Regions from separate parts of the Homo sapiens genome. Here all the other regions are linked to region 3. The links are chromatin loops, found by intact Hi-C in ENCODE. Cell type or tissue: CD14-positive monocyte. All regions are shown on one strand.

Region 1 (2,500 bases), 230 kb after region 3:
TATAATCCCGGCACTTTGGGAGGCCCAGGCAGGTGGATCACCTGAGGTCAGGAGTTCGAGACCAGCCTGGCCAACATGGTGAAACCCCGTCTCTACTAAAAACACAAAAATAAGCTGGGCGTGGTGGCGCACACCTGTAATCCCAGCTACTCAGGAGGCTGAGGCAGGAGAATCACTTGAACATGGAAGGTGCAGGTTGCAGTGAGCTGAGATTGTGCCACTGCACTCCGGCCTGGATGACAGAGCAAGACTGAGTCTCAGGAAAAAAAAAAAAAAGAAAGGGTACCTTTCTTGTTCCCTTTCTTCCTAGGCTGGAGCCTAAGCAGGAATCTTGGACCATGAACAGCACACTAGCAATATTAAAGCAGTGAAACAGGTCTTGAGAACTGTGAAAATGTGCTACCAGTCCAGGATAATTTATCTCTGGACTACTTTTATGTATGAAAAGGAATAACATCTTATTTAAGCCACTGTTTGTTTTCGTTATTATAACTGCAGCTGCATATTAGTAATAACAAATGCTAACTCTTACAAAAGAGACAACAAGTATCTAACGTCAATTGTTTGGAAGGTACGTGAGAAAACAAGCCATATAAAAGATAATTTCAAAAGTAGAACCCTGCTATTCTCCTTTCCTATATCCTTCCCAATGTTATACATACCCTTCTCTCCTTTGGAATTTTCCCTTCTGCCTCTAGTTTAGCTCGGGCTTGCCTCCTCTTAAGAATACGGTGGTATTGTTTGGCATTCACGTAGAGAGGCTCTTCTTCAAGCATCTCTGCTCCAGGTAGAGGGATTCTTTGGATAGCAGGCACAGAGCCAGCCCCAGGAACCATCTGTGTGAACAGGAAACCAGAGCTTATTGGTGGCATGAAGTATGGACATAGAAACAGTTTCTTGGTTCCTCTTCATCCATTTTTTTTGTAAATGCCACAAAAAGTAATTTTTATAGGGTACTTGGGTAAATGCGGATCCCTGGAGAAATTTATACTAAAGATCTGCACTTTAAACAAACACCCCAGATGACTGTGTCATAGGAGATTCAGGTGCCACTCTGAGAAACTATATAACCATGCCCTAATTCATGTCCACCCATGGCTCTAGATATTTCTGCTGCCATCTAATGGTCAGGAACAGTAGTCATAAGACAAAAAAACAGCACAAAAATAGATAGACCAAGTGCTACTAAATGCCTATATTTATAAAAATAATAGTTAACTTATAATTCAATCCTAATTTTTCTTAAAAAACACCAAAACACTGTACTAAATGTAGGTAAAAACAAGTAACAGAGTCCTGTACCCCACAGCTCTTTCCCAAATACAACCGCTTTGAATAACTGTATTGAATCTTTTATAAAAATTATTTATTTTTCATTCAATTCGTAGAAACGAGGTCTCTCTACATTGCCCAGGCTGAGCTCAAACTCCTGGACTTAAGCCATCCTCCTGGATTAGCCTCCCAAGTAGCTAGGACTACAGGTGCATGCCACTGAGCCAGGGTTGGTTCTGTTTCTTTTCATAGCTTCCTCCACCTCTGTGCAGACTTCTGTTACTCATTCTTAATTTATGCATTTTAACATCCTATTTTGACATATGAGGATTTAGCTTTCAGTTACACCACCCAAATCTTCCTATCTTCCCAATACATTTACATGACACTTTTTTTTTGGTTTCTCTATCAATTACAATCTTTCTAATTTTTAGCTTATTTCTTATTTTGTCCATCATGGGCAATACTACTTTCCACTTCTCAAAGATTAGTATATAATTCCCTTCGTTATTTGAATTCTGAAAAGAATTCCATAAAATCACTATTTATCCATTGCTTTATCTCCAGCATCTAGAATAGTCCCTGGTGAATAGTCCCTGGCACATAGTAGGTGCTCAGAATGAATTATGGTTTGTCATAATGTTATTGTCAAAGTAGATTACCGACAGTGCCTTAAGGATCGATCTCAATCCCAAGAGGTCAACATAATAAATTTTAGGAGGCATCAAGTTGCATGTTCAAGAAAATTTCAAAGACAAAGCTGAAAAATACATTTTCTTACCATGACCATCCCTCCTGAATTGACCACATTGCCTGCCACTGGTAGTGTCACAGTGACAGTCCCTTGCCCACTGCTGGTTGTGTTGGTATTGGCTCCTGTTTGAACAATCTGTGCTCCTGCCAAACTGGCTGCTGGGATAGTGATCATGCCTGAAACAGGGACTGTAACTTTAAGAAAACAAAACATAAAACAAACAAAAAACAGGCACACAGAACAGAAAGAAGGGAACATAGTTAGTCCCTCTTCTATCTGGTATACACTCACCGATCCTGGCAAAACACACTGAAAAACACAAGGGGAGAAAAAGTACTCTCCCACTGTGGTGTGCTATATATAATCTAAGTAATCACAATCTTTGAAATTCTATTAACTGTCTAGGTCCCAGTTTTGAGTAACTCTATCCTTAGCAGTTTTCAAAAGGTGAAAAGGTTTGGAGGCCTCCTCTTC
Region 2 (2,500 bases), 91 kb after region 3:
CCCTGAAGGTAGCTTCCCACAAGCCCAGGCCCCAAGAGATCAGTCCTCAGAGGCAGGCCTCCCTGGTTTCCCCTTCCCTGAATCTGAGGCTCCCAAGCTGCCTGGTGACCCTTCTAATCTTCCCCCACCGAGGCCTCCAACCTACCTGTGCTTGTTGGGAGCCAGGGAAGAGTCCACATAGGAGACGTGGTTGGGGCTAAAGAGAAAAGACAGCAGACAATGACTCTCCAGGGGCCCAGAAGAGAGTAGGGTCTACCCCATACATAAGAGGAGGTAGGGGCCCAGAGCCAGACCCTCAGGATGTCTTAAGCCAGGAGTGGTCTGTGCCTAAGATCTGCATGACAGAGTTGTTGGTGTGTGTGTGTTAGTGTGTGTGTGAAAAGAAGAGTTGTGGGTGTGCCTGTGTAAGACAAAGAGAGACGCAGAGTGACAGACAGACTGTGTCTCTGTCCAGGGACCTCTGAGGGTACCTTCCCAACAATTGAGGCCAGGATGTACCGGGTGGAGGAGAGGTGAGAGTCCATGTTTGGGGACAGGATCTTTGCTCCCCTTGGACCACAGCAGAATACCTGGCAGGATGGGGGATGATAGAGGCATGGGAGGGGGTGCATGACATTTCCTTCAGGTCCCTGGGGGGTGGCACAGAGGTATTTCCTCAAGAAAAGAGCTCACCTGGAGACACCACCAGGCTGATATTTCTAAGAACAGTGATGATGTTTTCGGAAGCGTTGTAGATTCCACACCAGTAGAATCCCGAGTCATTCTGTGTCAGCTGAATCATGGTGATGTTGAAGAAGCCAGCATTGGGCTTGTCCCAGATTGTGTAATGAGACTTCTGAACTGCTGTCCAGGGCTTGGAGCTGGTGACAAGTAAGGTACACCGACTTGGAGATGTCTGCTGACACCAGGATTTGGGCTGATAGGGCCCTCTCTTGGGTGAGTACTGGCATTGCAGGAGGAGGGTCTGTCCTGGGTGTTTGTGAAGTTCTTCAGGCACAGCACCCTTTACCCAGGAACCGGCAGAAAGAAACCCAGGTCAGAGCTCTGAAGGGACCCAACCTCCCCCATCACAGGCTGGGGAAGGGGAGGGGGAACTAGTTCTGATGCCCACACATGGAAGAGGGCCCCTAAATTCTGTCCTATGGTCACACAGCCATGCTGCTCCCTGCCCCACTCATTCTTCATCCCACTCCTTACACCCCCTGCACTCTTTCCCTCCATGTCACCTGAGGCCAGGAGCAGCAGCAGCACAGGTGGAAGCAGCAGGTGTGGACCCCACCCCAGGCCATTCCAGCCCAGATCTGTTTCTGACAGCGGAGGAGAGGAGAAAAAAGGGAGCCCTCTCAGGAGGAGTCAGACGCTGGGTCTGATTCTGCCCCAGGTTCCCAGTGTCTCTCAGCTGGTAAAATTGAGGAAGTCAATGTCTTGCTGGGGAAATGGTCGGCCTGGGAGGGCGGGCTCTGCAGACCAGGGGAGGAGGGGCAGCCAGGCCTTGAAAGGGGCCACCAGCTACAGGGTCTGTCTCTGGGCCTGGGCACCTCAGCCCTGCTGTGTTGCTCTGCCGCCTTTCACTGAACTTCTCCCCATGTCTGCTGCTTTATGCCTTCCAGCCAGTCATACTGCTCCTCTATTGCTAGGGGCAGCTCTCAGCATGGCCAAGAATAAAGCTGGTGAATAAAGCTGGGGTCATCCCTCTTTCCTTCTCTCTGTGCACTTCCTATAGGTGGTCAGGGCCCTTGGAGGCACGACCAGACCCCTGAATCCTTCTGGTCTAGCCATGGTGGGTTGATGATGAGTTTTGACCCTGAGACATTTTGTAGAGGGCAGATTTTAATCCCAGGAATTACAAGATGTTCCCTGGAAATGGTGGGGCCAGGAAAGCAGGGAGGAAAGAGAGTGCTGGTCAGGGAAAGTTGGAGGGGAAGGCAGGTAGGAGTGGATCAGTTATGGTAGCTTGGGATCATCTCAATCAGTGCTTGTTGGATGAATACATCAGTGGATGAAAGAACAACGCGTGTGTAAAATGTACAGAAAAAGAAAATGGCCGAAGTGAGAACTATCTAGCAACAAAACCAAGTGGTACTGGATTACTACCCAATGTATATATTAAATCTCTAGGAGTCCATGCTGATGTAAGTAAATGACTGAATAAAGAACTGGGGGGGGGAATAGACAAATATCCCATGCATAAGGATTCTGCTGTGTTCAGAATGTTGTTCCCCCATCTCATATATTCAAACTTAATTTCCATGTGATAGCGTTAAGAGGTGGGATCTTGTGGGAAAATCTTAAGTCATGAGGGCGTCATCCTCAAGAATGCAATTAATGCCCTTATACCAGAGATTGCAGGAAGCAGATTTGCGCTGTCTGCCATATGAGGACAGTGTTCATGCCTTCAGTCAACTGAGGTTACTGCAAGAAAGCACCACCTTGGAAGCAGAGAGCAGCCCTCAGCAGATACCACATCCACTGACACCTTGATCTTTGACTTCCCAGACTC
Region 3 (2,500 bases):
AGATCTTTTTCGGCCTCCTCTGCCTGATCTTCATCTCCTTCCACCTAGATGACAGCAAGAGCCCCCACCAGGCTCCTTCACTCACAGGTTTCACCTGCAATGTGGGTTGCACCTGCTGCACCTGGCCCTGACCCCGGAGGACACAGAATTAGTGCTACACTGTAGAGGACATGTGGAGGAGTGCAAAGAGCTCTGACTCAATCAAGGCCCCACTCTGATTAGCTTGATTGCACACACATGTGTGCATGTATGTGCTAGTGTGTATGTCCAGGGAGTGGTAGGAGGTATTGGGAAAGGAACTCAGGCCTATTGAGCTCTGAGACACTCACCCTTGAGTGTTTTCCTGAGCTGGTGGGAACCTCTGCAGGAGACCCAGGGCAGAGGGCCCCAGGCAGGAAGACCCAAGGGGAAAAAAAACCCACAAAAAACAAAAACAAAAAACATCTAAAAGAAGGCCACTGAAGTTTATCCAGAGCTATTCACCTCAGAGATTTCATAGGAGAGAATCTGCATTTTACAGACAGGGAACCTGAGTTCCCTCGAGGGTGTAGCATGCTGAGACGGTCAGTGGGCAGGTAGAATGCCCTCCTGGGACCCTTGTGGGCTCAGCTTCTTCCAGATTCTTCTCATGTGCTAAATCTTGGTTCCAAGGAAAGAAGTTACAGGTATTCCCTAGAAGAGTAAACAGAATAGATTCTAGAAGCAATTGGGGACCCCCCAGGGCTGTTTCCTCTAACAGGGCCACAGACTACTCCGTTCCCTGACGGCGACTTCCGGTCTCACATTTCCTGGACACCTCCCAGAGCCCTGTTCCCGCATAGCGATGAGACCCAGGCTCCTCCCAGAAAAGGCAACCCTTCTCAGGATTGGGGACCACGGACTGATTGGGGACCTTCCTCTGGAGCTTCTATTCCTGGGGATTCAACCTGGGCTCCCCACAGGACTGAAGGCCCACTTACACAGCACTGTCTGCAGCCTTGCGGGGTCTGAGACTCGCTATGCGTGGAGGCCGAGAAACGTGGACTCCACCTTCACTGTCTGCTGGTTAGGGAGGACTCCCCTGTCACACGGCAAAGAGAAAGTCAGAAGGGCCACAAAGAATAGAGTGTGCGAAGGTGTTCTGGCGACACTGCAGAGAGGAGACCAGGGAAGAATCAGAGAAACTGCAGGTGGCTGAAGATGCGCGCACGCGTGTGCACGCTGGCTGCAATAGCAGCCTCTGGCCAGCAGGGGGCAGGGGCAGCCTGTCCATCACCCCGGAGCGTAATCAGACGGCTCAACTCGGCTGTGCGCCCTTGGAGGCACACTGAAGAGCCCTCTGAAGAGCCACGTACGCAGCACCCTGGCTCTGCTTCCTGTCCTCCAGGACAGCGGCACGTGCAGTGGAAGGAGTGCTGGGCTGGGCTCCTGATGCCACAAATTCACTGGGGGGAACCTTAAGGGAATCACAGGGGATAGTGGCGACCGCTTCACAAGCATATTGTGGAAATGAAATTAGACTAGTCATTCTCAGACTCCTCTGCATGCTGGGATCATCTAGGGAGCTTCAGAAATGCAGATGCCGGATTCCACCCCAGTGCGCCTAATTTAATTGGTCCGGGTGTGGCCTGGGCTTTGGCATTTTAAAAATATTCCTCAGGTAATTCTAAGGTGCGGAGAAGTTTGGGAATTCCAGGGTCAGATACTCCTGTGACCAGCCACTGTAAACTCTAAGTTGCAAACTTGCTTTTACTCGTTTGCCTGAGGTCCCTTCTTTTCTACCTTGTTTCCGTATAATTGAAATTCGATCCCATCTGCTAGCTCATGTGTAACCTCTTCAGAATGGAAAATGCAGATCTGTCTCACGGTCTGAACTCAAACCATTCAAACATTTACTCCCACGAACTGTAGAAAGTTTGCCCAAAATTCACGATCTGATTAAAAAAATCCACTATGACAAACGTCTGCAAGCACCAAGGAAGACAGTCAAGGTGCAATGAGTGCAGGAGAGAGTGGAGGGTCCGTGGCTGTGGTGCCTCTGACGTTCCCCATTGGAAAGGGTTCTGGGGTTCTCACTGTTTAGTTCTGTCAGGCACCTGGGGGCACGACAAACTCAGGTCTAATTTAGATAAAATTCTAGCTTTAACTCAGTATTCCATGGTTATTTACATCACACTCCATGTTCATTACAGTGTAGAAGGGAAATATAATTTGTGTACAATACCACGTGTGCTGCACACGAACTCATGCACTAACAAGACTGTTCAACGTGAAATAATGTGGTATTTGGCATTTGGGGGATTACTGTTGTGCGTACTTTTTGGAGCATGTTATAGAAGATGTAAGAGGTTGCAGTAATAAGTGGGGACATTGGTTGGGGGTAGATGGCCTGGGAACACTTTACTCTGGCTCCTATGTGTGGTAATTAATTCAGACTCATGCTAGCTGAACATCGCCATATGCCACACACTGGCATGGACACAACCTTACCCCTAGAACTGGCCATGCCATATAGGTCTTT

What was found. A loop is a pair of places that touch in the nucleus more often than their neighbours do. Peaks named below come from ENCODE experiments on the same cell type or tissue, not always from the same donor. Only the 100,000 strongest peaks of a DNase experiment are listed, where the experiment ranks them.
Region 1: a loop joins it to region 3, with 7 times the contacts of the local background. A loop is called at or near these places in 50 of 110 quality-filtered maps.
Region 2: it touches region 3 in a loop (4-fold over the local background); 4 of 110 quality-filtered maps call a loop at or near these places.

Annotation. Positions count from the first base shown.
Region 1 is chr6:41,091,248-41,093,747 of GRCh38, reverse strand. NFYA (nuclear transcription factor Y subunit alpha) reads right to left here. Exons shown (of 10, transcript NM_002505.5): 7 at 2,054-2,220; 8 at 663-836. It also overlaps a transcript of OARD1 not described here. Among named protein-coding and RNA genes, the nearest start is that of NFYA, 20 kb to the right of the region's middle. In CD14-positive monocyte, CTCF peaks have their summits at 943 and 1,144 (motif pointing left); no DNase peak of the experiment used is centred here; H3K27ac peaks cover 406 bases.
Region 2 is chr6:41,227,217-41,229,716 of GRCh38, reverse strand. TREML4 (triggering receptor expressed on myeloid cells like 4) reads right to left here and starts at 1,368. Exons shown (of 6, transcript NM_198153.3): 1 at 1,227-1,368; 2 at 673-1,003; 3 at 146-196. The coding sequence starts at 1,289. In CD14-positive monocyte, CTCF peaks have their summits at 747 and 947; DNase peaks (open chromatin) are centred at 836 and 1,416; H3K27ac peaks cover 1,113 bases.
Region 3 is chr6:41,317,750-41,320,249 of GRCh38, reverse strand. No RefSeq gene overlaps it. Among named protein-coding and RNA genes, the nearest start is that of NCR2, 17 kb to the left of the region's middle. RefSeq lists an enhancer at 509-1,050 and a silencer at 1,259-1,328. In CD14-positive monocyte, CTCF peaks have their summits at 1,002 and 1,214 (motif pointing right); a DNase peak (open chromatin) is centred at 1,289; H3K4me3 peaks cover 895 bases; H3K27ac peaks cover 376 bases.